2 separate regions of the Homo sapiens genome follow, and region 1 is linked to region 2. A link is a loop called in an ENCODE intact Hi-C map of the cell type or tissue named here. Cell type or tissue: gastrocnemius medialis. All regions are shown on one strand. Each heading gives the region's core, and the rest is flanking DNA. Links, peaks and the distances in the headings are about the cores only. Region 1 overlaps TNRC6A (trinucleotide repeat containing adaptor 6A). Region 2 overlaps ARHGAP17 (Rho GTPase activating protein 17).

Region 1 (15,699 bases), core at 3,708-11,707, 230 kb before region 2:
TTATGTAACTATCCAGTAATTCCAGCTTCATTTGTTGAAAAGACTTTCATCTTGGCACCCTGTTGAAGGTCACTTGATCATAAAATGAAGAATTATTTCTGGACTCTCAATTCTATTCTGTTGATACTATGTGTTCATCATTATGCCACTTCCACACTGTCTTGATTACTTCAGCTTTGTTGTAATAAGTTTGGAATCAGTATGAGCCTTCCTTCAAGATTGCATTGGCTGGATAACCAGAGACTAATTATTAAAAAAAAATTTTTTTAAAGATTGCATTGACTATTCTGGTTGCATTTCTATGTGAATTTTTGGATCAGCTTGTCAATTTCAGCAAAAAGGCAGCTGAGATTTTGATAGGAACAGTGTTGAATATGTAGGCCAGTGTGGACAGTATTGCATTTTATAATATTAAGTCTTCCAGTTCACGAACATGGAATCTTTTTCTATTTATTTAGGTCTTTAATTGTTTTCAAAGATGTTGTGTAGTTTTCAGTGTGTAATCATGCTTCTTTTGTGGAATTTATTCCTAAAACTTTTTGATGCTATTGTAGGTGGAATTGTTTTCTTGATTTACTTTTTGGGTTGTCCACTGCTACTGTATAGAAATACAGTAGATTTTTTTTAAAGTTTTTTAAAAATTGTGAAACACGTAAAATTTACCATCTTATCCATTTTAAATGATGTAGTTTGGTGGCATTGTCCATTCACATTGTTGTGCAGCCATCACCACCATCCACCTCTGCAACTCTTCATCTTGTAAAATGGAAACTCTGTACCCGTTAAATCATAACTCCCTATTGCCTTCAGCTCTTGGCAGCCACAATTCCACCTTCTGTCTGTATGCATTTGATTATTCTAGATACCTCATTAGTGGAGTCATAGAGTGTTTGTCCTTTTGTGACTGGCTTATTTCACTTAGCATAGTGTCCTCAAGATTTGTCCATATTGTAGCGTGTGTCAGCCAATTGATTTTTGTATGTTGATACTGTGTTCTGCGGCTGTGCTGAACATGTTCATTAGTTCCAGTAGTCTTTATGTATCTGGATTCATTAGGACTTTCTGTGTACAAGAGCCTGTCATCTGTGAATAGAGACAGTTTTACATCTTCTTTTCCAATTTTCGTGCATGCTTACTCACACACGCACTCTCTTTTTTCTGACTGGAACCTCGAGCTCAGTGTCGAATAGGAAGTGGCAAGATCAGACATCCTTGTCTTGTTCCTAATCTTGAGGAAAAGTATGCAGTCTTTATCATTATGTATGTTGTGAGCTGTGGGCCTTTATCAGGTTAAGGAAGTTTTCTTTTATTCCTGTTTTGAGTGTTTTTGTCTTGTAAAAGGATACTGGATTTTGTCAGATGCTTTTTCTGTGTCTCTTGAAATCATCATGTAGCTTTGTCCTTCATTCTATTAACATGGTGTATTTCGTTGATTTTCATGTTAAACCACCCTTGCATATCTGGGATAAATCCACTTTGTGTAGTCCTGTTTGTTGCTAGATTTGGTTTGTTAGTCTTTTGTTGAGGAGTTTTATGTTTGTATTCATAAGGGTTATTGGCCTATAGATTTATCTTTTGATACCTTGGTTCTCTTTTGGTACCTGGTACCTGATTTGCTCTGGTTTGCAATCTGGGACCTTTAGCTGTTGGTTTTGCGTCCACCTAATTCTGCATTGTACAATAATAATTGTTTTTATGTATTCAGTTTTATTTTCTACTGTATGCACTTCCTCCTTTGGTTGCAACCTTCTTTGCATCCTAACCTTAGCTTAGTGCAGTGCTTTGTGCCTAGTCTCTCATGGCTAGCAATTAGTGTACACTTTTTACATTTTATTTATTTATTTTTTGGGGGACATGGTCTTGCTCTGTTGCCTAGGCTGGAATACAGTGGCGTGATCGTGGCTCACTGTAGCATTGAATTCTTGGGCTCAGGTGATCCTCGTGCTTCAGCCTCCTGAGGAGCTGGGACTACAGGCATGTGCCACTGTACCTGGCTAATTTTTTAATTTTTGTAGAGACAGGGTCTTGCTGTGTTGCCCAGGTTTGTCTCAAACTCCTGGCCTCAAGTGATCCTACCACCTTGGCCTTCCAAAGCACTGGGATTACAGGTATGAGCCACCACACCTAGTCCCACTGTACACTTTTTACATGCATCTGTTAAGTACTTCATCTGCATTACCCAATTAAATCTTCACAACCACCCATTGAGGGAGGTACAGTTTGAGACGTCTCATAAATTAGATGATGAAGGCTTCAGAGAAATAAAATAAATTGCTTAAGGTTACACACGTAGATGGTGGAATTGAGGTTTAAGACCACTTCTATTTGACATTTGGACCCAGGGGTCTTCACTGCATGCTATGCTGCCTAGGAAATGCTTGTTTGAATAGATTGGAATTGAACTGGTCCTTAAAGGAAAAGTAACATATGGATAAGAGTAAGAATTAAAAGAGTGCATTTTTGGCAGTGGTGTTGGTGTTACAGTGTTAGTAAAGGCAAGGAAGCAGGAATTGGAATCTAATTAGAGTGCCCAGTGACAGGGAGTATTGTACAAGTAGGACTGTTTTTTGTCTCCAGAGCAGTAATTAGTCCTATTTGGAAGAGTGAGATTAACATCTAAAATAATTAGAAAATGTCTGGGCGCAGTGGCTCACGCCTGTAATCCCAGCACTTTAGGAGGCCGAGACAGGTGAATCACCTGACGTCAGGAGTTTGAGACCAGCCTGTCCAACATGGTGAAATCTTGTCTCTACTAAAAATTTCAAAAATTACCTGGGTGTGGTGGCAGGTACCTGTAGTCCCAGCTGCTCAGGAGTATTGTACAAGTAGGCAGGAGAATCACTTGAACCAGGGAGGCGGAGGTGGCAGTGAGCCGAGATCGAGCCATTGCACTCCAGCCTGGGTGACAGAGCGAGATGCTGTCTCAAATAAAATAAAATAATTAGAAAATGAGTATTGTTTAATTAGAGGTCAAGGATGAGGTTTGTTTGGATTGGAAAGAATCATGAAGGGACTAGTAATTAAGCCTTAAAAGAAGAGTAGGATTTGGGTGGGTAGATGTAGCAAACTGAGTTTTGGGTCAGCCTTACCACAGCCTTGTACCATCTGACAAGTCATTAGGACTTTCTGATCCTCAATCTCTTTAACTGTCAAAGGGGAATAATACCAGTGCTATGTTTCAGGGTTGTGAGTTCAAAATGGATAATATCTCAGAGTACTTTGTAAATTGTAGGTGTTTCTGTCCTTATGGTGGAGTATCTATTGTTTTCTAAGTTTCTAAACTCACTAACTTTCCTCAATCTGAGCTTTTAATTAATTTTTTATTATTATTTTTGAGAAAGGGCTTTACTCTGTCACCCAGGCTGGAGTGCAGTGTGGAATGATCTTAGCTCACTGTGCGACCTCTGCTTCCCTGGCTCAAGTGATCTTCCCGCCTCATCCTCTCGAGTAGTTGGGACTACAGGCATGCACCACCACACCCAGTTAATTTTTATATATTTGTAGAGACAGGGTTTTGCCATGTTGCCCAGGCTGGTCTCGAACTCCTGGGCCCAAGCAATCTGCCTTGGCCTCCCAAAGTGCTAGAATTGCAGGCATGAGCCACCTGCAGAGCTTTTTATTTTGAGTTAATTTCCGATGTAGAGAAATGCAAGAATAGAACAAAGAACTTCTGAATATCCTTAACCCTTAATCCTCAAACATTAACATTTAATCACATTTACTTTATTCCCTCTTTTTATACATACTGTTTTTTACCATTTAAGAGTAACTTACAGACATGATACCCCTTTACTCCTAAACACTTAGTCAAAGATCTTTTCTTGGTAACTACAGTACCATTATGAAAATGGGCACAGTAACATTGGCACAGTCTTAATAGCAGATCTACAGATCTTACTCAGATTTTGCCAGTTGTCTCAATAATTCCCTTTAGAGCCAAACGAAATCTATTTTTTCTTGGTCAGGTCTTCAATCGAAGATCACAAGTAGCATTTAGTTTTCATGTTTGTTTAGTTGCCTGCATTCTGGAAGTTTCTTAGTTTCTGCTCTTCAGGACCTTGATATTTTTAAAGAATACAGGCTAGTTACTTTGTAGAATGTCCCTCAGTCTGTATTTGTCCGTTATTTCCTTATGACCTGATCAGGTTATGCAGTTTTGGCAGGAATAGTACAGAATTGATGTGGTGTTCTCAGTACATCATGTCAGGAGATGCCTGATATCCTTTTATCCCATTATTGGTGATGGTTAACTTCAACTGCTTGGGTGAGGTGGTCTCTGTCGGGTTTCATCACTGCAAAGTTAGTATTTTTCCCTTTGTAATTAATAACACTATTGTTGGGAGATACTTTGAGAGTACGTAAATGTCTTGTTTTCTCATCAATGTGCTTGCCTTAACCAGTAGGGCCAAGTAGTGATTTTTAAAGTCAACCATTCTTCTTACATTAGTTGATATTTTACTGTAAGATTTGGTACTTCTCTCCATTCACTCACTCAATCATTCATTCATATCAGTATGGACCCATGGGTTCTTATTTTATTCAGTTGTTTGTAATTTTTTATTAGCATAATTTATCGCTCAAATTATGGTGCTAGTGGAAGCCCCTTTCAAGCTCAACTTCCCACTTTTTGAGATCCATACTGTCATCTGGATCCTTACTGCTACCTGTTTGTATGCTATTCTCCTTCCTTCCTAAGGGGAAGACATGCCAGCTAAAGCTAAGCTAAGAAATATACAGCATTGCTGCCACTCTGTCTGTTGTCCTCTTTTGTGCTCATACTCTGTCACAAATATATATTTTTTATTAATTTGTATATGTACACGTCTCCAGAATTTCTTTATGCACGTACAAGGACATGTAAATATATATATATTCATATCCCTCCCAACACAAAAAGATAGCACACTGAGCCTTAGATTTTGTTTTGTTTTTCCAGTTAACTTTAAGCCTTCCTGATCCTTTCACATCAGGGTGTAGAGGAGACCTTTGTTTTGCAGCTGCATAATATTCCATTTTATGGATATATCCATTTTATTTAACTACTGTATTTGCAGATAATTGTCAGTTATTGTAAATAGCATGTTCCCCACCCTTCAATACGATGACCCCTTTCCACTTCCAGATAACTATTAGTTGTCCTTACTTTAAAAAATATGCAAAACTTCATTTTATCCTATTCTCTTCATTTTACAGCTGAAGCTTTTGAAAAACCGATCCAAATCTCCAACTTCCTTACCTATTTTTGCTCCAGTTCAGTTTTCATCTCTACTGTCTGGTGAATTCTATAGTTTTGAAGGTTGCTAGTGACTTCCTGTTGTGTAGTGCTAGACAGGTTTTGGTGATTAATTTAGGTAGGAGGATAAAAATGAGAAAAGGAATGGGGGGTGGCAATCAAATGGGAAAAGAGGAAGACTGGAAGGAAATAGAAGAAGGTGGGATCTGCATGGGAGAAAGTAGGAGAACAGAATGTTTTTTGGCAGAAGATGTAAAGTGTATTTTTATTTCTAGCTTGTAACATACAGCTGGCTTCTATGTGAGGATGAGCTAGCTTGTGGTGTGTTGCTGACTGATAGGCTAGTTGGGCCCTCAGGAAAGTTGCTTCCTGTTTTCTGTCTCCTAAAGCAAAATAGAGACACCTAACCCCTTGTCCCATTATTGTCATTTCTCCCTCTGTTGCCCAGGGTGGCATGCAGTGGCACAATCATAGCTCACTGCAGCCTCCAACTCCTAGGCTCAGTTGATTCTTGGGCCTCAGCCTCCCATGTAGCTGAGACTACAGGTATGTACCATCCCCCCCCCCCCCAGCTAATTGTTAGGATATTTTGAGTTATCTCAGATTTATTCTTTGCTTGCTTTTTTCACTGCCACCATGCTAGTTTGGGGAACTACACATTCACTTAGATTTTCGCAACAGTCTTCTCACCCTTGTTTTTGCCAATTTATTGCCTATTCTTACCCAACATTTTCCCTCCCTTTTTCAATTCCAGTCAGTGCTGGTCCCTGCAATTGTCATGCTGACAAGTCTCCATACTTCGCTTGTGCCCACACCTTTCTGTGCTCCTAAAAAATCTTGCCTCTTTTGCAAGAGCCAGATCAACTTCTTACTGCTCCATAAAGCCTTCCACAGTTGAAACAGCTCTTATACCTGTCTTACTTCACTAATCTTGTTTACAACCTGTACCAAATGTTTGCTTGTTTTCTTATTTCAGATGTGTTCAGTTGTTTCTACAAAATTGTAGGAATTTTTTTCCTATAAAAAAAATCATGTTTCCTAGCTGAGTGCAGTGGCTCACCCCTGTAATCCCAGTACTTTGGTAGGCCGAGGTAGGAGGATTGCTTGAGCCCAGGAGTTTGACACCAGCACCACCTCATTCCAGCTCGGGGCAACTGAGTGAGACTTCGTCTCTAAATAAATAAATAAGAAGTTTAGTGCTTGAGGTTTCTATTGGGAGCTGGTTCTGTACACTATGGAAATCTACTCCCCGCCCCACTTTAAAATTACTGTGTAGTATTCCTTGGTGTGATTACAGGATGATTTAACTTTTCCCTATTGATTGGTTTTTGGTTATGATTTTATGCTGCGGTGTCTATCTTTGTACGGTTCCTTTTTCAGAGGCTTAGATTTGAATTGATGGATCATAAGATAGTGACATTTAAAAATTCATTGTGAATAGATACTTCCAAATTGCTCACCAGAAGCTTAGTGCTAGTCCATACATACTTCTGATAGCAAGTACAAGAGTACCCTTCAGAAGGGATTAATTTTAATGATATTCAGGGCTGGGAATGTAGGAAAAATTGACCATCAAGTGTCAGGAGGCGCAAGAGTAGGAAGGGGCATTCTACCTCCAAGGTGTACCCTGCTCCCTTGATAGGCCCTTGAAATAGAGACAGACTCTCACTATGTTGCCCATTCTGTTCTCAAACTCCTGGCCTCCCAGACTCCTGGGATTACAGGCCTGAGCCACCATACCCGGCCAGAAACGCATTCTTGAACGGTACAAGTAAATCATTTGTAGTGGCTACTGGAAGATACGGGCAAAATTTGAAGCTTAGCTTGATTTGTTGTGTGGAATCCTAATCTTGATCTATTTGTTTTTTCAGATCGAGATATTGCATTTCCCCTAGTCAATGTATGAAACCAACTTTAAAATACAATTTACATACAGTAAAATTCAAACATTGAGTGTGTAGGTGAATGATTTGACAAATGTATACACCCTTGTAATTATCACTCCAATCAAGTTAGAAAACATTTCCATTTTCCTAGAAAGTTCCCTCAGTGGCATTGACTTTTACAGGCCACCTCAAAGCCTTTATACATGAGATGCAGGACATAAGTCAAGTTCTGATAAAAGGGGAGTCTGGTTTTTACAGACAACGAGGTAGATTCATAGAACTTACAGATGTGAGGTATCCTGCAAAGTAGCCTTCAGGGCATGGATGATTGCTAACTGGAGTGTTGTCTTGGTGGCAGGTGCATCAAACAGGGTGGCCCACTTAGGCCTTTCAAATCCATCAGTCCTTGCTCCTCTTGATAGTTGTGGTAAATGATATAGTCAGATGTCTTAAGTGAGTCTCTATGAACATTTAACTCCTGGAAGCTGACGTGTTTGGGCACAGGTGTTGTTGTTGTTTTTCCAGTTGGCTTTCTCTGAAGGAGGAGATATGGGAAAAAGCATGACTGGTTGGCTGTGATGATAGTGTTGAAGAACAAAACTTACTCCCCTCTGTGCTTACAGTATCGGCTGATACTGTGATATTTCCTTGAGAAGAAATGTCTGGTACATCTTTTAAGTACTAAAGGGGATATTTTTGGCCAGGAAAACACTTGCTAGTAACCTCATCAGAAAGTCTTGAAAATGAAGTTTGAGAAAGGAGAAAATACTCCAGATAGAGACCATTACATGGAGTAAAATTATAGTGACATAGAAGATCAGAAAAGGACATGTCTGTAATTCACAGCAGAACATGAAGAACAAATGCTGAAGGTGCTAGATGTTTCTGAATAAGTACCTGTGCTATTTTGACACAAGAAGGGTAAAGACAGCCTTTTGGGTGCCACTGAGGACTGGTGAGTTGGATTCATGGCTAGGCAATTGAGTGCTTACTAGATAAGCTTTGTGCTAAGTAAGCAGTCCTAATTCTTATAAAAATATTAAGACATTGACATGTATGGTCATTTGCCCCCAGTTTTTTCATGAAGAAACAGAGGCTGAAGAAGATTAAGTATTTTTAACTAGTAATCAGCTTTTAATCTTGACTTCTGCATGTCTCAGGGTAGGTAACATGACAGTGGTGTAACCTAGTTGCCGTTGTTTACTGATTTTACTCTGCTGCTCTCATATGCTGTGGCTTTCTTGCTCCTTGACTTCCCTGGGATTGTAGTGTGAGTGAGCTTGTTCAGTCTTACTACCTCCTGCACACAGAATTCAAAAGAGAGTGAGTCATGGCCACAGTTGGCAGGAATCTGTTATGTTACTCCATTAGCCACATGACACTTCTGCTTGTAACAAAATGACAGCGAAGTATAGCAACAGTTATCATACTCTTCTTCCAGTTATCCTTTTAGCTGATTTTAGTAGTCCTATACTTTACTAAGTTTTTATCAATTGTGCATAATGTCATTCATTTCATTTTTCGGTGTCTGCATCTCCTCTCAGTCTGTTCCATCAGCAAAGCCAACTTAAATTTTGTTTAATCTCATTGCAGCGCACCTATAGCAACAACCCCTTCCAGTTTCTTAGGCACTTGTCTTTCTCCTTTTATCTTCTTCAACATCCCTACTGCCATATGCATTCCAGCCTTGATAAATAATGTGCAGCTTCCAAAATGTCTAGTTCATATCTCCAAATCTCTCTTTTTCTGCCTGATATTCCTTTTTTTTGAAACAGAGTCTTGCTCTGTCGCCCAGGCTGGAATGCAGTGGTGCCATCTCAGCTCACTGCAAGCTCCACCTCCCAGTTTCACGCCATTCTCCTGCCTCAGCCTCCCGAGTAGCTGGGACTACAGGTGCCCGCCACCACGCCCCTGCCTGATATTCTTAGTGTCCCCTCTGGAAAGCTTCCTCAGGGCAGAGTTAGGTATTTTCATTTTGTGTGATGCTTTTCTTTGGGTAACTGGTTATTTTGGTTGTTGGTATTATGAATGAAGGTTTAGGGTCTAGACTTTAGGGTGATGACTACAGGTAGCCGGAGTGAGTTTCTTCCGCCTTTGCAAAGGTTTTTTTTGCCCAGTAGACTCCTTCCCTGAATGGGAAGGCTGATCTGTGTGAAGGGTGTTGATTGGCAAGCTTTACTTTACAGTGTGATGGAGGGAGTGGCAGCAGCCTCCAGTAAGATGGGCTTTGTTCTGGGACAACCAAACCCATTCAAGCACCTATCAGACTCCTGTGGAAGGTTTTGTTTCTTTAGAGAGTATTTCTTTGGCTTGAGGCTGCATTTAGAAGCAGCTACTATCTGTGGCTGTGTAGGCATCTGGATGGGAAGTGGGTGGGGTTGAGTAGCTATGGCTTTTCTATTCCTTAGGCAGTCTTTTTGCTTCATGCTCTCTTGCTCTGGTCTTCTGGAACCCTCTCTAGAGCTCCACCAGAAAGGATGGTGCCTAAAACATCTATTTCAGACTGCTCTTATGTTTATTCTTGGGTGGGGTGGCTTTTGCTTTTGCTTATTCATTTGCTTTGAATAGAATAAAAAAGTAATAACCCTTTTTCCTGAAAGGTAATAACCTGTTTCCTGAAACACATTTGCGCAGTCTGTCACTTTGAAATCCTGAACCAGAGGTTCTGTTGACAACTTTAACCATTTGAGATTTTTAAAATTTAAACAAACTAATATGAAGAATACATTATTAGACCAGGCGTGGTGGCTCACACCTGTAATCCCAACACTTTGGGAGGTCAAGGTGGGCAGATCACTTGAGGTCAGGAGTTTGAGACCAGCCTGGCCAACTTGGTGAAACCCCGTCTGTACTAAAAATACAAAAATTAGCCAGGCATGGTGGCAGGTACTTGTAAACCCGGCTACTCGGGAGGCTGAGGCAGGAGAATCACTTGAACTCGGGAGGTGGAGGCTGCAGTGAGCAGAGATCATGCCACTGCATTCCAGCCTGGGTGACAGAGCAAGACTCTGTCTCAGAACAAACAAGAGTACGTTATTGTTTCCCAAGAATTGATAGAATACCTTGGAATGTTGATAGAATATGAAATTGTTGTAATGCTGAAATACAAATCACCTATTTATTAATAAGTTATATTCTAAAAATATTTACAAAGCTTTTTAGAGCAAGGAAAACTAAAGGTAGCTTCCAGAAACCTAGGTGAGAGAGGATTGTGGGGAGGTCTCAGGCATTGCCATTAGCTACTAATTGATACTTGGGGCCAGTAGCAAGGTAACTCCAGCTTAAATGATGAAGTTTACATTCTAGGATTGGAGGAAATTGCTTGTTTCCCAATGTAAAATTTGCTAATTTTAGGTTGTCTTCCTTGATATGATATTGAGATAAAAGCTGTGCTACTTGTGGCTTATTAAAGTGAATTGTACCATATAGTGGCTATATAGTTAGGGTTAGGTTGCAGGTTGTGTTTTATTTCAATGAATGATAAAATAATAATTTGCCATGTCTTCTAATAAGAGTGAAAAAGTGAAAATGAATCTGTATGCAACATTATTTTTATTTCTTAATACATTTTGGGAAACTTAATTGCAACTGTGTGGTTCAGGGATTTAGTGCAAGAAGAAGAACAGTTGATGGAAGAAAAGAAAAAGAAAAAAGACGACAAGAAAAAGAAGGAAGCTGCTCAAAAGAAGGTAGTATGTGTGTAAACTATTTATATTAAGCAGTTTAAACATAGAATTAAAAAAAAATTACTCTTACAGATTTTGAAGGCATTTATTTGATTTAATGTTTTAGCTTTAATGGAGATTCATTTTAATATTTAATGTCTTTGAATATGCATATAAAGTAACTTGCTGAGTTTGTACAATTTAATGCATATTTAATCTTGTCAATAGTTTTTCAAAGGTAAGTACATTTTATGGATCTTTATCTTTCAAATAGCTGTTCCTAGGTGTTTCATAATATATCATTTTATAAGTGGGAAGAGCATGGAATTTGCAGCCAAGTTGAGAGTATTTGAAATCTCACTCTCCCACATAGCACATAGAATGGTGTGACTTTAGATTTTATTTAGCCTCTCTGGGCCTTAGTTTCCTTGTGTTTTGTTAAATGAGGGTTGAATTGAGATGATGTTATTATATGTAATACAGAAATAGAGTATTAAAGGAAAATGTAATAGACATAATAGGAAGTAAAGTGTCAGTTTCTTTTTCCCTCTTTATTTAGTACCTGGGCTGATTTTTAAAGTGTGCAGTGTACATTAGCCTTAAAATAAACCTCGGACATTGTTTACTGCAAGGGAATTCTAAACTAGCTAATTTAGTATAGGAAACTATAATTCAATGCAAAGTAAGTTAAAAAAATCTGTAATTATTAAAAATTTTCCATTTAATTGTTACATACCAAACAATTGTATTAGTATTGTTAATACTAAAAACTGATAATAGTTAGCTAAATGGGCACTCATCTCCTACTATGTCAAGGTTTCAAGACATTAAAATGCTCTAAAAACCTAGTGAAATTACTGTTTCAATTATCTGTTGTAATGAAAAATTATTTTAATTTCTAATATATGCCTTTTTTGAGCCAGGCATTGTGCTAGGAACTGGATGTAGACTATAGCAAGATACTTATGTCCACATTATTTAATAGGGGAAAACACAGGCTGTAAAAATGGCAGGTGAGGCATTTATGGGGAACTGTTGCAGTACAGAGAGAGAGGTGCATAACTCAGGCTGAAATGGGGCAGAGGGACAGAGAAATTTCGTTAGAGTAGAAATTAGGTGAATAAGGAGCAGAATAGAAAAGGATTCCAAACAGTGAAAACTCAGAAATACTTGGTAGCCTGTATGCATTAAAGGATGGGTTTTGCTTGGGGGAAAGGGAGGGAACCAAGGGTAGAACTCTGAAGAGTTGAACTAGGAAAGGCTAGGAGGTTTTCTCAAGGCTTTGGGGAAAATGCTGAAAATGTTTTAGTAGAGTGACATAAAAGTTTGTATTTTAGTATGTTTACCTTGGAAAATTGTGGAATTGGTTTAGAGGGGGTAGATACCAGAGTGTGAAATACTGGTGAAGGGACTATTAAAGTAATCCACAGAATTTGTTTAAAGGATATAGAGGGAGAGTCAGCTTAGATTGACTCGCAGGTTCCAGATGAGTGACTACATTTGAGAGGAGTTAATCAGGCTAGGGGATACAAAGAAAGGAGAAATGATAAATAATTCAGTTCTGCATGTCCTGAGCCTAGGGGTGTCATCAGCAAGTATTAGGGGAGGAGAATTAAGTATGAGATGAGAGGAGATGATGTGGCCCTAGCCACCTGCCTTTTGCTTGCTCTTAGGGGTGCCTGGGAAGGGATGCATAGGTATATGCCATGGTTAGGGTTTTGGTAGGCTTCTCGTGGTTTGGTATTGATGGATGTCTTGGGCCTCTGTCAGAGGCTGTTTATGTAGGACAGTCTTTGCAGTCTGGTCGGTCATTGCTCGAGATTTCTTATGAGAAAGTTGTGTCCTCTGTAAGTCTGAGGTTGGGGTAAAGGCTTATCAGACTCTTGTTCCATGGTGTGAAAGGCCATTTGCCCAATGAAAAGAGCTTCTAAGAAACTTAAGAGGTTTATTGAAAAGGATGGTTGGATATACTTTATGTAGATTCAGTAGTTTGGCAAGCATCTGAGTGTTGAATTAGGCTCTGTTGGTCCCTGTGTCTAAGGAGTTCAAGAATTAGCTGATAAGTCAGAATGTATGTGAAATGGCTAGAGAAGAGGCCTAAGACAATATATAAGCGTATTTGTTTGGAATTTATTCTATTTACTGAGAAATTTTAAGAAAGGGAGGGGTCACTTGAATGATGTCTTTAAATATTGTATTTTTGTGAATATAATTTTAAAGTTGTAACATATACAGCAATGGCTCTAATTGTTACAAGTAAATCTTTACATTCTTGTATAATCAAATCTCTAAATCACCAAGTCAGTATAAGTGGTCACTTATGTGTAGGCAGCTTATAAATAAGCCTGTAACACATGAGTGGTGATTATTGTGCCATTTGACTTCTCACCAAATCTGAAGTGACAGCTTTTCATACTGTTGCCCACTTCATTCCTGTCTCACCCCATGGTTCCAGTCTCTCACCTCAACCATGTCCTTACTAGAACCATCATCAGAAGCTTAGGGATATAAGAAGTTTTTCCTTCTTTTGCCAGATCTTCAGCACTGATAGGGTATTCCTGTGTGTCTCATAGACACATCATAGTATCTACCCACTGAACACAATATAAAGGAAGGTTTAATACCTCTAATAAATGTTAAGTTTAGCAGGCTAGGCCGCTACTGTAAATTAGACTGTTCTCCAAATTTCAAATAATCAGCTTACAACTGAATTTGAATACAACCTGTCGGTGAAGTGAGGACAGCTGGTATTTCCATAGAGTGTTACCAGATAGCTCTTGAAAAGAAAAGAAAACCCCCAAATGACACACTTATAGCCCATATGAGGAATTGTGAGTCACAGGGTTTTTAAGACAGGTTTCCTGGAACTTGTCTTTTGTCGCTAGTAGGAGCCAGCAGGTGTATCCAGGCAGATATCTACATGAGCCAGGTGGGCAGGCCCATTTATATAAATGTTGGCACATAAACTCACTACAGTAAAAAGTATTTTATGTAATTTATATTTTCTTATTTTTGAAAAAGGCCAGATATTATCTGTTCTAATACATTTGTTCATTTTTAATATAAGGAACCTAAGCATCAGAATGAATTAAGTGATTGACCTTGGTTTTATCATGGTGACAGAACCAGGAATATAATTGAAATCTCTCTCCTCCAGCTGGTGCTTTGCCAAAACCCTGTGCCATGACTTTATCCTTTTCATGCAGAACATTATCTTATACTTTGCTTTATTTTTTGTCATTTAAAGGTGAACTTTAAAATTGGAAAATAATATATTGTGATAATTTTTATAATAGGGTATAAAATAGGTTCTTATACCATGAATACAGAAAATGCATACATTTAATGGTCCCCAGTAGCCACTGTGGTTTTTTTAAAATTAACACCATGGGTTATTTTCTATTTTAAATAAAAAGCCAGATAACACAACTTCCTATAAAAACAATTAGACACCGACGAGCCTTACAACGATATTTTCGTTTTGATAGTTTTTATTATCCTATCATTTAAATATTAATTTACATATTTAGATTCTTTAAAGAGCTTTTTCACATTAAAAACAGGGTGATTTGTATTGTATTTCAGCCCCAATACATTTCTAATTAATATGGAGACCGATGACTTTTGTTCTTAAAATTTTTTGAAAAGCCTTTTCATCAAAGATTATGTATAACACTCTTTTCTGTTTCATATCTAAGAACCAGGGCTATTATTTTCTGATTCTTGGGCTTAGAAAATAATTTGACAGAGCATGGAAATGTAGTTTCCATACTTTAAAAAAAGGAGGGGGGTGACAGTAGTAGCAGTAGGTTACCATGGATTTCTCTCCAGGTTCTGTTTTTAGAAGAAATTTCTCCAAGGGATCTTAAGGGAAATGTAATGAGGAGGAAAATAGAGGTTGAGAAATAGGTTAATTATAGAGGGGTAGTTTAGTGTAACCTTTACTTGAAGCATGCAATTGTAGTTCCTAGAAAGCATATAATCGTTGAAGGCCGAGGGGAAGCAACAATACAAGTTGGGATCTCTTGGTGTTGAGAATGTTTCAACATCCATGGGCTTTTTGCTGTTACTGTGTTAAGAGCTGAAGGGATTTTTATAGGTGTTATTGACTTAAATATACCAAATTCAAGTTTAAATGAGACCTAGGTTTTAGAGAGCTTCCAGCTTTATTGCCATTTTTGAGGATCATATTCAGCAGCTTAATTAGTAAATTTTCTCAGTAACCTTGGTGGTAACATGACCAGGCCTGAGTTGTGCTCTCATAGAGGGCAGTTAGGTGTTCTCTTACAGTCTTGCCCCTCATTGCACCTTACACTTCTCTTTTCCTCTTTTATAAAACTCATTTTATTCAACAGATCTGGATTCTAGACTGAGTGCTGATTGCTAAGTCATAGGAAAGCTCTCTGAGCACTAGGTGTCTCATTTAAAATCAGTGAATTGAGCTAGATTAATTCTTTATTCTTAATGTTAGGTTGTAATACTTGGCACTGTTAAGACATTGTAGATGATCAGAAAAAAAGAAAAGCAAGACCTGGAAGGGATGAATGTAGAGTCAGCTTATTTCCAACAGTGAGAGCCAATACTGAGCCAAAGCATGGGCAGATAGGCTGAAGATAGCAGCCGCCAGCGCCACAGCAGCAGCTGATGTCTGCTGAATGCTTTCTATATGTCAGGCTTTGTCCTAAGTGCTTTTATATGAGTTAAATCCCTTTAACCTTACAACTCTGAGGTGGGTGTTTTTGCCACAGTTCTATAGATGAGGAAACTAAGCTTTAGAGAAGTTAACACATTTGACCATGGTCACACAGTGTAAGTGGCAGAGCCAGGTAGGCAGTCAGGCTTTAGATCCTGAGGTCTTAACGAAGTGTGCTTCAGGACCATGTTGTTGGGACAAGCAGTGCAGAGCCTGACAGGC
Region 2 (15,699 bases), core at 3,349-11,348:
CACTACAAGGAGACTATTCCCAGCTGCCCCATTTCTGGACAAGGAAGACATGAGAATAATAGGGGATAATTCCTACCTTTTGGTTATGCTGCCTTTCTAAAGGAGGTTAAATACCTATTAAAGATCAATGCAATAATCAAGACAAATATATTGTGCAACTCTGGAACTCTAGGAGTCTATGGAAAAAAAATAATAGAAAACTCTATTTTGACAAGCATCACTCAAGATGGCAGCTGTAAATAGTTTTGTGGTTTCCCTAACCTGACCCCAAAGCCACAACAATCTTGTTTCCTATGTACATAAATAAGGAAACTCTGCTTAACATATGGGCTCATTAATCAAGTATCAACACTGAACTCCTCCACAGGGAGGGCTTCGTGCTTCCTAGAGGTGAACAGCTTTCTATCATCAGGGATAATTTTTTTTTTTTTTTAAGACAGGGTCTGGCTCTGTTGCCCAGGCTGGAGGTCAGTGACGCGATCTCAGCTCACTGCAACCCACTTCCGGGGTTTTGCCATGTTGCACAGGCTGGTATCGACTCCTGAGCTCAAGCAATCCACCCACCTTGGCCTCCCAAAGTGCTGAGATTACAGGAGTGCAGCACCATGCCTGGCCAGGGATGAATTTTAAATGCTCTAAAGACTTAATTTGTAAAATGCATGCCAATCGCACAAAAAGAAATAATTCTCTAATCTAATAATCTATCTTATCTGACCCACGACAGTTCTGCCATGTCAATGGTGGCTGGGCTGCAAAGGTCACCTGCCTCATGTCTCTCTCTTCCCTTCTATTCTTGCCTCTTCCCATGCAGGAAGCATGTTATGAGGCCTTTGGGAGGTTCCTCCTGTGTTTTCTAGAGCCCTGGAGACTGCTGCAATTTTCTCCATATTAGTCTTCTCTCACCATTGTTGTGGTAACTCCTCTTCCCAAGTGCAAAGTGTAGGCATCCTCAAAGCCCTGTCTTTGGCACTTTCGTTTGACGTTGGAAAAGGAAAGCTAAAGCATTAGGTTTCAGAAATGAGGGCCAAGCACTTTGCCCCAGCTGCCTGGAATATTCCCACCACCTGCCACTAATTTCCCTCCTTTATAGGGCAGACACCACCTCCTCCAGGAAGCCTCACCTAACTACCTCCCTCTTCCTCTGGTACCCATTCTGGGCCCCCCATAAAACCCTGTGCATGTTTTATTGAGCATCTTGTTTTATAATGATCCATTTGTATGTATCTCCCCCATGAGACCATGAAAACTTACATTTCATTCATTTTATATCTCCAGCACTTGTACACAGTAGGTGTTTGATAAATATTTGTTTCTATTGAATATATGTCTTGGACTGCGTCTCAAGGAAGACAACAGGAACTAGATAGAACTGTGAGGGACAGTGACATATTTGGGGACTGGTGAGTGTTATGTGGCTGGCACAGGGTGTGAACGGGAAGCAGCAGGAGACAATGAAGCTGATAAGGAGAAATGGAATCAGCTGAGAAAGGGCTTAAGTCATCTAAAGAGTGTGGACTTTATCCCAGGCAATGGGAACCAGCCAGTGTCCCTCAGAAGAAGCACTTCTAACATTAAGATACTTCCTGTGTGGAACTATTTCACCAGGCACTACAAAACATTTAGCATCTTGGCCAGGCACGGAGGCTCACGCCTATAACCCCAGCACTTCGGGAGGCCGAGGAGGGAGGATCACTTGAGGTCAGGAGTTGGAAACCAGCCTGGTCAACATGGTGAAATCCTGTCTCTACTAAAAATACAAAAATTAGCCAGGCTTGGTGGCGTGCACCTGTAGTCCCAGCTACTCGGGAGGCTGAGGTGGGAGAATCGTTTGAACCGGGTGGTGGAGGATGCAGTGAGCCGGGATCAACCACTGCGCTCCAGCCTGGGCGACACAGCAAGATTCCATCTCAAAAAACAAACAAACAAACAAAAAATGCTTAGCATCTCGGTTCACCCTCCAAATGCCAGTGGTGCCTGCCAGTCCCTGTGATGACCGAACTGTCTCTACACATTTCCATATGCCCCCAGGGGTGTAATTCTGGTCCCTGTTAAGAACCACTGAGCCAAGATTTTTTTTTTTAGGCAGGAGGATAATAGGGTTGATTTGTGTTTCAGGAAATTGACTCTGGTGATCAGGTTGAAGACAGACTGGAAAGGAAATTACAGACAGGAAATGTAGCTCAGGAGGTGACTACAACAGTCCAGGTGAGAGGGAGTCAGGTCTTGCATTAAGGCCAAGGTGGTAGAGATGCAATGGAGATGAGCAATTTAAAATATTCACAGAGAGAAATCAAAGGACTTTCTAATTAGGCAGTTATGGGGTTTGGAGGATAAAATAAAAGCGAGGCCCAGCACAGTAGCTCATGCCTGTAATCCCAACACTTTGAGAGGCCAAGGCGGGAGAACTGCTTGAGCCCAGGAGTTCAAGACCAGCCTGGGCAACAGATGAGACCTCATCTCTACTACGAAAAAAACAAACAAACAATTAGCCAGGCTTGGTGGCGCAAGCCTGTAGTCCCAGCTACTTAAAGGTTGAGGTCGAAGGATGGCTTGAGCCCAGGAGGTTAATGTTGCAATGGGCCGGGATCGTGCCACTACACTCCAGCACGGACAACAGAGTGAGACCCTGTCTTGAAAATAAAAAATAACAAGGAATATAAGAAAGCCCCCCAGTTTCCAGCCTGCATAAAAGGGTGGATGGAATTCAGAGAGTCAACACAGAAGGAAGAACTGATCATGCATGCTAGAATAGACATCTAAGAGAGGAAGTTTTTTGCTTGGTTGAAAATGGCTTAGAAGTCACTGGCATAAACACATCAGTTAGAAGCCATAAGAACAGAGGAGGTGGCCCAGAGAATATGACTTGGAGAATAAGAGAAGCAGAGAACTTAATGAAACAATGTGAAAAGGGTAAGCAGAGCAGAAGAAGGCAACAGAAGGACAAGGAGCTCCAGGAAGCAGAACCAGTAGGCTGGGTCTGGTTCCGAGGGACAGAGCTTTGAGGCAAGTGTGGAAGCATAGGTGTATGCAAACTTCCATTCCTATGACAGACATGATTGCAGAATCCTCACTGTTGTGCAAGAGTGGAAAAACCCTGCTGCCAGGGTGCCCCATAAAAGTCTGTAGGAAACATAAAAGGGTAACACAGATCATCTGCATACTATTAATAGTTCTCACTTTTGAGACACCTGGTGACAATACACCAAATCATAGCTTCCCTGTGTGTCACCGAAACTGTCACTTCAATGTTGCATGGGGTCTAAGGTTTACCGCATGCTCATAAGCTGGGGACTTGTAAAAGCAAGGATGGAACTCCCTCATGAACAAAGGCTGCTGTGCTCCACTGGCTCTACCTAGGAACTGAACGCTCTGAACAAGTGGACCTTGGAAAAGACACCGGATGGCTCTCCTAGAGTCCATCCCTCTTCCTCTCTATACTAGTATCCTGATTTTTCTCAGGGATCTACCCTGGCCTTGATAAAGTCTATGAGCTAGGAGTAGGACCACAGCCCATGCTCTAGGTCTGGGCCAAACTAACTTAAACCAATCGGCACATCCCATCTCCTCACCCCACCTCACCCCCTATCCATGGTAACTAGGGTGGAACAGAAACAGTCAAAAACGGGGAATGTAACTCCACACAAATCAATGCAATGGAACGCGCTTTCAATCTGCCAAGAGCTTGGAAAAAGCAGCTTTCTCACTCCATCAAGAAAAACTACTGGGGCCAAGTATGGTGGCTCATGCCTGTAATTCCAGCACTTTGGAAGGCCCAGGTGGGAGGACTGCTTGAGGCCAGGAGTTCTACATCAGCCTAGGTAACAAAGCAAGATCCCCATCTCTACAAAAAAATTTAAAAAATTAGCCAGGCATGGTGGTGTGTACTGTGGTCTCAGCTGCTTGGGAGACTGAAGCAGGAGGATCTCTTGAGCCCAGGAGTTTGAGGCTGCAGTGAGCTGTGACTGTACTACCACACTACAGCCTGGGTCATGGAGTGAGACCCTGTCAGGAAAGAAAAGAAAAGAAAGAGAAGAGAAGGGAAAGGAAAGGGGAAAGGGGAAAGGGAAGGGAAGCAAAAAGAAAAGAAAAAAGAAAAAGAGGCGAGAGGGGAGGGGAGGGGAACTACTGGGAGAGAGGCTCTCTACTCCCACTGGCCACACTCAAGGAACAAGCAGCCCATAGAAGCTGCCAATAGCCAACTTGCCATCATGAGGATGCCTGTCTAGGGACAAAGCAGACACTGAGGGCACAGGAGAGAGAAGGAAAGAAACTGGGTTTTTCATTACATTACTAAAATGTTAGATAAACCCTGACCTCAAGTCCATCCCAACCTCTGGACTTTTCAGTTAGCAAACCAATACATTACTTCTACTTCAATGTCAATTTAAGACAGGCTTTCCGCTTTCTGCCAGCAAAAGATGCATAACCGACACAGCCATTCTCTTATCAATGACACATGATCGTGGAGCTTTTAAAAGCACCTGGAGAAGATTCCGTGTAAGGAGGGCTTCCAGCCCAGCGATGTCTTAAACACAAAAGAATGCTATGGTCACGCAGGTGTCATGAGCGTGCTTGGTGATAGAAGTCACCAAAGGCTGATCCACTGATGCCACTTAGGACAACCAACCAATCCAGGGGTTGAAAAGCCTCAGAGAGACGCAGGAACTGTGGGTCTGAGTCACATCTGATACTCACGTGTCTCCTCTCGGCATCGGTGCCATGCTGGCCCTGGAAACATGCCACCAAGCGCTTATGGGAATGGTGGCATATTGACCGCACCGTGTCCAGGCGTCTCTCAATCTGACAAGGCAGAGACAAAAGAGAACAAATTCATCCTCTTTCTTTTGTGGTGTCTGCATGCTGGTAGGAAAAGCATGGCTGAATCTACATGCAGGGAAAAGGGATGATCTTGGCTACACCTTGCTATCACACTGAGTGGCGCCAGTCAGTTTACACACTACAGCACCAGAAAAGCACCAGGTTGGACCAGGCAGAAATGAAAATGAATGATCCGGGCCCAGACCCACTGCCAACTGGAAAAAACCAGAGATGCCAAAGAGCTCTCTCCAGTTCATGGCAACTGAGCCTTCCACACAATGTACATCAGACAGAAGCAGCAAAATAAACGTTCCACAATTTAACTGCAAGATCTGTGTTTTCAAAATTATTCCTTATTGGGTTTGGGGTGTGTGTGTGTGTGTTTTAAATAAACCTCTAAAGCAGAATGGACAGTCAGCAATAAGAAACACTGACTTAGGGGACCCACGCATCATAAGCAGCTTCCCAAAATACTATTGCTAGAATATGGCTGTTTATGGCAAAGAGAGCCGCTTTTTACAGGAAGGAATGCCAAAAATGTGTATTCTGATGACTCATGAAGAATGAGAGCAGGCCCTTTGGGATGCTTTCTATTTTAAAGATAAATCAACAAATTCAAAACAGAATACATTTGACCCCAAACCATTTTACGCATCGAGATGGTCTGTGCCTCTTTCTCAAAAGGGCAGCGTTTCTTCAGATCCAAGCCCATAGCCCCAGGACTCAGGGCTGGCAGGCAATGGGAGATTTAGGAGCAGATTCCACATTACCTTCCCCAAATCTTGCAATGACCAGATTTTCAAACATTAGAAAACTAATCCACATTCATTTGCCACCAGAGAAAAGCAAAAAATGAACAAATTCCATGATTTAATTTTGATTCCAATTTCCACTAGAATGTAAACTCCACAAGGACAGAAGCCTGGATCTGTTTTGTTCACTGATTTCTCCCAGTGCCTGGGACGTTATCTTTCACAGAAACAGAAGGTGCTCATTTAATATTCGTTGAGAGGGCCCATGTCTACTGAGTTCCTGTGCAAGGTATTCAAGAATCAACAGCAAATAAATGCTGGTTCTGCCCCGCTGGGATGCACAGCCCCCTGGGGAAATGCCACACAACTGCTCTAACAGAGACTGAAAAAAAGGCAGAAGAACACAGGGCAAATCAAGGGATGTTTCACGTCAGAAACAGACAGTCTCTGTGGCTTGCAGTGGCAGTAATAATAATAGATCACTAATATCTAGCACTTACCACGTGCCAGGCTCCGTTCCCAGTGCTGTTCCTGCTTAACTCATTAAACCCTCCTAACAACCTGTGAGGTGGATAAGGCCTTTCCCTCAGTTTAGAGAAGTGGAAACTGAGGCGCAGGGAAGTTCAGTAAATCCCTGAGGCCACAAAGCTAACCAGCGCAGACGTGAGATTCGAACCCAGGTAGCTGGGTTTCAGATCCCCTTTTCATCATCATGCAACAAAACTGTTTTCTTTCCTGCTCAAAATCACACTAATTAATTTTATTCTGTTTCTGGTTAAAAAAAAAAAAAAAAAAAGCCCACAGGCCTCAATTCTCACATAGGAATTTTTTTCCATCCTTTAAACAGATCATTTAAAGGAGACTATATTTTGTTACCTGTAATAGATCTTCACTAAGGACTTCTGTTTTCTCAGCTCTGTGGGAAAAATTAAAAATTCAGAGTTAGAAATCCAAAAATGAAAGGCAACTCCTAAAATTTAATAATTATTAGCCTGGAGTTTAAAGCAAAACAGGCAGAAATAAATTTAGAAGGGTTGGCAGGGGCAGTTTACCAATTTTTACATCAGAGAGCAATTTAAGCAAAACCAAAGAAAAATAACTAAGCAAAACTTTGTGGGGAATAGCAGCCCAAAACAAGAACAAATGATCCTGAGTAGTGGTTCTCAAATTTGAGCAGGCACAGAATCACCAAGGGCAGCAGGTGCTGATATAAAATGCCATTTCCCAGGTCCCTCTGGATATTCTATTCTAATTCAATAGACCCTGCATTTTTAACAGCCACTCCTTGCTCAGAATTCCATTGCAGGAGGTCTAGAGACATGGCTTTGAGAAAACACTGTTCTACAGAAGCTTAAACTTCAGTTCACAACCAGAAACGTTATGCAAAGATGCAAGCCTAGACCACCACACACAATAACAATTAGTTCCTCCTTCAAATTTCCTCTCCATCCTTACTTTGAAAAGAAACTAAGTGTTTCCACAACTTTCTCTGCTATGCTTTGAACTACTACTAATTTCATCAACCCTTCCATTAAACCAACACGGTGGCCAGCAATCAGAAGGGGGCATTCCGAGCTGGCGGAGTCTCAACTGTCAGACCATAATAATTTTTATTTTATTATTATTATTATTATTATTTGAGACAGAGTCTCATTCTGTTGCCCAGACTGGACTGCAGTGGTGTGATCTCAGCTCACTGCAACCTCCACCTCCCGGATTCAAGCGATTCTCGTGCCTTAGCCTCCCGAGTAGCTGGAATTATAGGCACGTGCCACTTCGCCCAGCTAATTTTTGTATTTTTAGAAGAGACAGGGTTTTGCCATGTTGGCCAGGCTGGTCCCGAACTCCTGACCTCAAGTAATCCGCCCACCTTGGCCTCCCAAAGTGCTGGGATTACATGCGTGAGCCACCGCGCCTGGCGTGAAGGAAATTTTTAAAAGAGAAAGAAAAAGTATGTTTCAGCTCTGAACAGTGAAGGGAGTCAGGGGAAGGCTGTCAATGAACCGGAAATTCAGAACAGGGATTGTATGATCTTGGCCGGGAACCAATGCAAGAGCAGGAAAAGCTCTTGGGCCAGAAAGTAAATGAGACCCCTAGAATGACCTCGAAATGCTGCTAAGCTCAGAGTAGTGCCAACTGTGGGCAAGGGAAAGAAGCGCACAGCTCCTCCAGTCTACACTTAAGGCAATGGCACGTTAGCCAGAACAGGGCATTGCCATGGGGGATTCTAACACTTGTCATCATGGCACTGTCCCAGTCAACCTGGAGATGCCTACAGGGTGGCTCACTCACCAGTTTCTGCAGGAAACTGGAATGCTGACCTGACTCAAATACTTCCCAGGGCCAGAGGATCAGGGCCTAGAGACAAAGCCAAGGCCCCAGCTTCCAGAGGCAGCCAATTTTCAACTCTATGAAAAGGTTCCACCAGCAACAGGCCAACATATGCTACCCTAGACCTTGCTTGGCAAGCAAGGTGCCAGGCATTGCTGAAGAGCCAAACACAGGTAGTCATACCAGTTAGGGAAGGGAAGCAGGGCCCCAGCTGACCATGAGGTCAAAGAACCAGACTCAAAAAGAAACCTGACAGTCAGCCTAGCAAGAACACACCTGGCATGAGATCGTCATAGTTTCACCATTAGACGCCCCCATTCCTCTCGCCAATGCCTCATCCCTCCTTTAGCAAAATGCCACCAGGGAATGGGTAACTTTTGCCTTTCTTCCCTAGCCAAAACCCCCAAATCTGGACAGGGCCCTGTATACCTCTCACAGAATCCACCTCAACTCTAAAATGACTTCCTTCTGTAAGTACGAGTATACACAGAGAAGTCTCAAGGCCTATTAAAATTTTCACAAGTTCAAAAAAAGAGATTCAACCTGAGAATCAGAACAAATATGTCCTTTTTCAGAGCAAATTATTTTTTAAAAAATAACAGAAGAAGAGAAGAACTTGCTCTACAATCCCAATGTGGGCTATAAGCAGATGTGGGAAAGTTAGTAATAGCTCAGAGGTATGCTAGAGCCAACTCAGACCAACCAACCATGTGCATCTTCTCCCAACTCCTTGCTCAGTAACCTCACACTGGTACTTGAAATCAAAAACATAAACAACTGCAAACAATTCAAATAGGAGCTTGGCAGTTGTTAAACAGTTATGAGCACAGTGCTGCAACAGCCACAAAGAAAATAAAGCAAACATAAAAACGAGGCAAGTATTAACTTCAGGAAAAACAAAAAGTCCACTGGAAACATAAAGATAGTCATAGTAACTAGTATGCTCAGCTGCAAATAATTGATTGGACATAATATAAATATCAAATAGTAATACAATGAAAAATTATAACTGTATTGAAAGGATGGGGGGAGCAGAAGCAGAGGGAAAGGGCCCTAAACCCTCATTTATCAGAACAGAAAGTCAACAGACAGTAACTAATTTGATAACCCAAACGATAGTTTACACATATTACTTATAATTATGAATATGAATAAATGTCACAATAAACTGTTAATATTTCAAAGTAGTTGCTTCTGGAGTTGGGAAATCTCAGAGAGTAGGGAGTGAACCCACCGTATTTTGTGGTAAGTCTTTTACTATATTATTTGACTTTTTAAACTACATGAATCACAGTTTTGAGGTTTTTTAAAAATAGCATGTTACTTACACTTTTAAGTAGCATGCTTGATTGATATGGCCAGGGGTGAAGTGTGCCTAACTTAAAGAATTGGTCCAATGTCAAGCTCTACAAATGCACAACAGAAAACATACCTCAGAGTATCTAAAATGTAAAGAAAATCAGTGTATTTCCAGCCATTTTTTTCAAATTAACTGGACCCTCTGCTTTAGAGGTACTTTACATGAAAAGGTCTGGAGGCTGAAAACTATATTGAATATATTATATGAAAATGTTAATGTACTGTTTAAAAAGAAATTTCCCCTTTGTTTCCTGTGTTTGTGGAGGCTATATATATATTACATTAATAAAATCAATTTTAGATTTGCAGGCTTAGATTTTTTTTTTTTAAATCAATTTTAGAGGTTGGGGGTGGTGGCTCACGCCTATAATCCCAGCACTTTGGGAAGCCAAGGTGGGTGGATCACTTGAGGTCAGAAGTTCAAGACCAGCCTGGTCAACATGGCAAAACCTCATCTCTACTAAAAATACAAAAATTAGCCAGATGTGGTGCCACACACCTGTAGTCCCAGCTACCTGGGAGGTTGAGGCACGAGAATTGCTTGAACCTGGGAGGCGGAGGTTGCAGTGAGCCAAGATCGTGCCACTGCACTCCAGACTAGGCAACAGAGCAAGACTCTGTCTCAAAAAAACAAAAAAAAAATGTGTAGAAAAAAATCCAAACCCAACTAGAGATTAAAAGTGATCTATAATTGGGAAGAATTACTTTTAAGTGACAAATCATGACTATGGAGTATAATACACAAACTGGAATGGCTCCCTCACACAAAGATTCTTTGCTGGCCTGTGGACTCTCCATCTTAATTTTCAGGCCTTGGTACTGTCTCCATCTATTCCAATAATGTGGTCCAAATGACCTGATCTCCCTCATCACTGTGACTGGTCCAAGCCTTGGTGCTTCCTATCGTGAACTGTTTTGCAGTGTTCACCTTTACCAGAGATATGGAAAGTCCAGCAATTATTCCACTATCGGCCAAGGTGCCCATTCAATAGGCCATTCAATAGGCCATGTACGTAGGCCACAGAAATGTGCTGGTTTTTTCTGAGAAGTGTTATCTTTGGTTGAGTTTTTGTAATTTATTAAAGCAAGGCAGGGGGCAAGAGACTGAATTCGTCAAGACATCTATAGACAAAAAAAAAACAGTAGACAAAGTGATCCAATCATAAAAAATAATACTTGATAAATCATATATATATATATATATATATATATATATATTTTTTTTTTTTTTTTTTTTTTTTTTGAGACAGGGTCTCGTTCTGTCACCCAGGCTGGAGTGCAGTGCCACAATCTCAGATCACTGCAATCTCTGCTTCTTGGGCTCTAGTGATACTCCCACCTCAGCCTACCAGGTAGCTGAGACTACAGGCATACACCACCACGCTCAGCTAATTTTTCTATTTTTAGTAGAGACAGGGTTTCACCATGTTGGCCAGGCTGGTCTCAAATTCCTGAGCTCAAGCGATCTGGCTGCCTTGGTCTCCCAGAGTGCTGGGATTATAGGCATGAGCCACCGTACGCGGCCAGATTTTTTTTTTTTTAAGACAAGGTTTTGCTCTACCTCCCATGCTGAGTGCAGTGGCCTGATCACAGCTCACAGCAGCCTTGAACTCCTAGGTTCAAGCTATCCTCCCACCTCAGCCTTCCAAGTAGCTGGGACGAGAGATGCGCACCATCATGCCCAGGTAATTTTTAAAATTTTTTTTATAGAGATGGATTCTCACTACATTGCCCAGGCTGGTCTCAAACTCCTGAGCTCAAGCCATCCTCCCGCCTCCAACTCCCAAAGTGCTAGGCGTGAGCCACTGCGCCCAGCCTAGATTGTTTTGAATCAGACATTTTGCTCCATGTTCCTAAACTTTTTGTATATGGGTTTTTTCTGCTTTGTCAGAGCCTTCTTTGTGTCCAACGTTCTGGGCTTGAAAACACACTTGAATGTTTCCTGTCTGCAACTGGAAAAACAATACGAATCAGGAAGGAACTTCCCACTCGCCATTTTACTCTGGGGTTTGTTTTTTCCTATGAAGCTATTCTGCAATTTTACTAGTCACTCAAGCAAGGCTGATACCAGGCAGGATCTTTAATTTACTTTTTGGTAAAGCACAGATTTTCTCCTCGTAATTCTCAAAGCAGCAGTGCTGCCCAGGCCTTCATAGTGCCACTTTCCCTTGACCTGGTGTGGCAATGTCCAACCCTGCAGTGTGGCTAATAGGATGTTTCACTGAGCTCACTTGCCAGGCAAGGAGAAAACAGAAATGTTTTCAATCTGGAGTAGTTCACTGTACCAAAAAGACAGAAGATGCTCAGACCAGGTGAGAGTCAAAGGAAAATTTCCAATTGGTCTGATATTTTCCATCTCTAATCATGGATTTCTGGTAGTTTCCTTCATAAAACATGTACTATGGGAGCCAGGGACTCCCAAACCATGGACACGAATGCTCAAGTCCCCGCGATCAATGCAGGCTGTGGTCTTCCAAACAATGAGCACTACCGTCCTCCTCCCTGCTAGACAGCAGGTTCCATGAGGGCAGAGAGAGAGCTCTAAAGTCATCACTCCTCCCCAGCGGCAAGCTCAGCACCTTCCTGCCACTTAAATACATACTGAGGCCGGGCGCAGTGGCTCACGCCTGTAATCCCAGCAGTTTGGGAAGCCAAGGCAGGCGGATCACGAGGTCAGGAGATCGAGACCACGGTGAAACCCCGTCTCTACTAAAAATACAAAAAAAAAATTAGCCAGGCAGTGGCAGGCACCTGTAGTCCCAGCTACTCGGGAGGCTGAGGCAGGAGAATGGTGTGATCCCGGGAGGCGGAGTTTGCAGTGAGCTGAGATTGAAATTGCGCCACTGCACTCCAGCCTGGGCGACAGAGCAAGACTCCGTCTCAAAAAAAAAAAAGAAATACACACTGAATGAATGAATGGATGTCTATCACATCTTTGGGAAAAAGGACATTCACAATGTCAAACAAAATCCAATAAAACTAGGTTGAAAAGCAGCCATAGGTGTATAGAACTGCCTTCCACAGTAAAATCCATAATGACTAAAATTGAAATGTGATATTACCTTTCAAGGTTAATCTTTTTATAAAATGGGAAAAAAAACCACAGTTGAAAATAAAAAAAAAATGTCTGTAGGGGGAGGCAAAATCCAGTTTTAAAAATTTTATGTTAAAAGAGGAGTGAAAGCCATTCCTCCAATCCCATATCCCAAAGGGTACTGTTACGAATTTGTTATATATCCTTCCCAATTTGTTTTCTAAATTTAAACTAGTGCTTCTCAACTGGAGGCAACTGTGTCCCCAGAGGACATTTGGCAATGTCTGGGGACATTTGTGGTTGTCATGATGGGAGATGCTACTGGTCTCTGTAGGCTAGAGGCCAGGATGCTACTGACTATCCTAAATGCAACCCCACACACACACACACACACTAAATAATATAAAGAATTATGAACAAGGAATGATCCAGCCCTGGATTTGTTTCCTATTGCTGCTGTAACAAATCACCACAAACTCAGTGGCTTGAACAACACAAGTATATTATATCACACTTCTTGAGTTCAGCACTTCCAACCAGGTCTCCCTGGACTACGATCAAGGTGGCAGCAGGGCTGAATGCCTTCCTGGACATGCAAGGGGAGCATCTGCTTCCTCGCCCTTTCCAGCTTCTTGAGTCTACCGCATTCCTTGGCCTCCTCCTGCACTGTCAAAGCCAGTATGGTTCACTCTGGGCCTCTCTGCCACAGTCACCTCTTCCTCTGACTCTGCGACCTCCCTCTTCCACTGCTAAGGACCTCTGTGATTACACTGGGCCCACCTGGCTAGTCCAGGCTAATCTCCCTTTCCACTGATTAGAAATTTTAATCCCATCTCCAAACTTAGTCCCCCTCTGCCATGTAATCTAAGACATTCAGAGATTCTGGAGATGGGGATCTGGACATGTTTCGGGAGGGCAGAGCATTATTCTGCCTACTTCAGGTCCAAATGTCAACAGTGCCAAGGCTGAGAAGTGCTGATTTCAAAGGACACACATACACACACATACGTACACACACATACATGCACACCCATACACACACACACAGATGCACACAGGTAGATAGAGACACGAGGGGCATTTTTACACGTCAGAATACAGATGTACAACTCCACCACCTCCCTTTTTATGCCTGTACATTAACCTATTCTGTGGATATACCATGTTCTACTTAACTGCACGAAAGCAAGGCAGCACCACCAAACCCTCCAGCCTCATATTCAATCTAATTGAACTGTGGACTGAAGACAGTTGAAGACCGTCAAACCTCCACATCACAAACGGTTCCTCCAAGGCTGTAGGGATCTACTTGAGCCTTCATAATAGCCAACAGTAGCAGCCATATTTGCTGGGTGCTTTCTATGCCCCAGACACTGGGCTGGCACTTACATCTACTCTAATTCTCACATCAACCCTATTGGGTAGGAACCACTATTTCCCCCATTTTACCTATAAGGAAAGTGAGGTCTTGAAAGGTAACTTGCCTAGGACCCCAGCACTAATAAGTGGGATTGTGGGATTCAAACCCAGAGGGCCTGACTAGCAAGGCCTACACTTAGTTTATCTAAACCAGGGGTCAGCAAACTATACCCGCAGGCTCAATCTAGCTCACCGCCCATTTTTTATGTTCAGAAAGCTCAGAAGAATGGTTATTTTAAAATGATTGGAAAAAAACAAAATAATAATATTTGGTAACACATGAAAATTTTATGAAATTCACATTTCAGTGTATTACAGAAGTTTCACTGGAACACAGCCAGGCTCATGCATTTGTGTGCTATCTATGGCTGCTTTTGAGCTTCAACAGCAGAACTGAGTTGTTGCGAAAGACATCACCGTATGACCTGCAGAGCTCAAAATATTTGTTATCCAGCCATTTACAGAAAATGCTGGCCAACCCCAGGTCTCTATTAGTAACTCTTGCAGGATGTGGTGCAAACCTTGATAGCTAACTTTTTAGAATCACTTTGAGGATGGGTGAGGCTGGGCTGGAGGTGTATTTTCTCTTCCTCGACATTCTGCCTCATAGGCAAGCAGCAGCTGCCAAAATGAACAGGGGTGGCTGCCTCTGATAATTCAGTCCAAATGCGGAGGCACAGCCCAGTGCTGGTGACACTGGTGACAGGAAGAAATCAGAAGTTATGTCCCTCCTGCACCTACGCACCTCCATCCACTCACCTCCTCAAAAACACTGAAGTATTTTAATCACTGTTTGCTTTCTGGTCTCTACTGATAAACATATTTCGGGACAAGACCTAAATAAACACAGTTCTCTACCCAAGAGTTCAGCAACAATAAACATTTCAGGCTTGCAGACCATACTGTCTCTATGTAATGACTCAGCTTGCCACTGCAGCACAAAAGCTGCCACAGACATTGTATAAATGAACGGACCTGGCTGTGCCCCAATAAACCTTTATTTATGGACACTGAAATGTGAATTTTGCCTAATTATCGTACGTCATGAACTACTGTTCCTCTTTTAATGTTTTCAAGTATTTAAAAATGCCAAAACCATTCTGAGCCTGCAGCAGCCGCATTTAGCCCACAGACCAGAGTTTGCTGACCCCTGATCTATGTACAAGTGAAGTCCATTTTCCCATGAAACTTCAATCCTTTTTAATCACTTCCCAAATCCAAATTCTTCTTACTCAGAAGGGGGATTTCTACGTTTTCCCAACTTGCATTTCAGAGGTTGAGAGACGCTGGCTTTTCAAGACTTTTGCCAAATTGCTCCTTTTCAATCCTTTCAGCCATTCTGGGGCCTTGAGAGCAGGGGCTCATCTTTCTACCACCAAGAGCACCCCCAACCCAAGGATGGCAAATATGTGGCCGAGGCGCCAACACTAGCATCAAACATCAATGGCTCCCACTGCCTCTGGGCTCACAGGGCTGTTGGTTTTTGGTTTACAATTTCACATGAGAGATCACTGTTCTGCTGGCTTTTACACTTGCACACTGACTGATACGTCAATTAAAATGAAAAAATGAAGCATGGAGAGAATTTTTAATGAGCTCATTTTCAATGCTAGTTACCAGGAAATATCTGACGCATTTTTGAGAAATAAGACAGACTGTGACTAATCTACCAAGGATCTGAATATTGTATGTAGGGTAACAACATAAACATTACTGCATGCAACATGATTTGTATTCACAGTGAAATTACAGAGCCCACCCAGGGCTAGGCAGTGGATTTCATTCTGCTGGGAATCTGATTTTGTGCAACACTGTCACCTCCCGTTACAAGTGTTTACAAAATCCACCTGAGCCTCTGAGCCCAGTTTGGATGCAATAGTTTGATTTCATAGTGAGCTGGAGGACTACTGAATGAGTTTTTACTGTTTTATCTCATTAGATTAGCTGTCGTCTTAGATTTCTGGGAAGGAATCTAAAATCTACTTA

Evidence for each region. Peaks named below come from ENCODE experiments on the same cell type or tissue, not always from the same donor. Only the 100,000 strongest peaks of a DNase experiment are listed, where the experiment ranks them.
Region 1: a loop joins it to region 2, with 2.4 times the contacts of the local background. A loop is called at or near these places in 2 of 110 quality-filtered maps.

What each region holds. Positions count from the first base shown.
Region 1 is chr16:24,740,006-24,755,704 of GRCh38, forward strand. It overlaps TNRC6A (trinucleotide repeat containing adaptor 6A), which reads left to right. Exons shown (of 25, transcript NM_014494.4): 3 at 10,721-10,808. Among named protein-coding and RNA genes, the nearest start is that of TNRC6A, 18 kb to the left of the region's middle. In gastrocnemius medialis, for the core only: no CTCF peak of the experiment used is centred there; a DNase peak (open chromatin) is centred at 8,436; H3K4me3 peaks cover 1,254 bases; H3K27ac peaks cover 8,000 bases.
Region 2 is chr16:24,972,520-24,988,218 of GRCh38, forward strand. It overlaps ARHGAP17 (Rho GTPase activating protein 17), which reads right to left. Exons shown (of 20, transcript NM_001006634.3): 2 at 6,447-6,486; 3 at 4,696-4,800. Among named protein-coding and RNA genes, the nearest start is that of ARHGAP17, 35 kb to the right of the region's middle. In gastrocnemius medialis, for the core only: no CTCF peak of the experiment used is centred there; a DNase peak (open chromatin) is centred at 8,052; H3K4me3 peaks cover 936 bases; H3K27ac peaks cover 8,000 bases.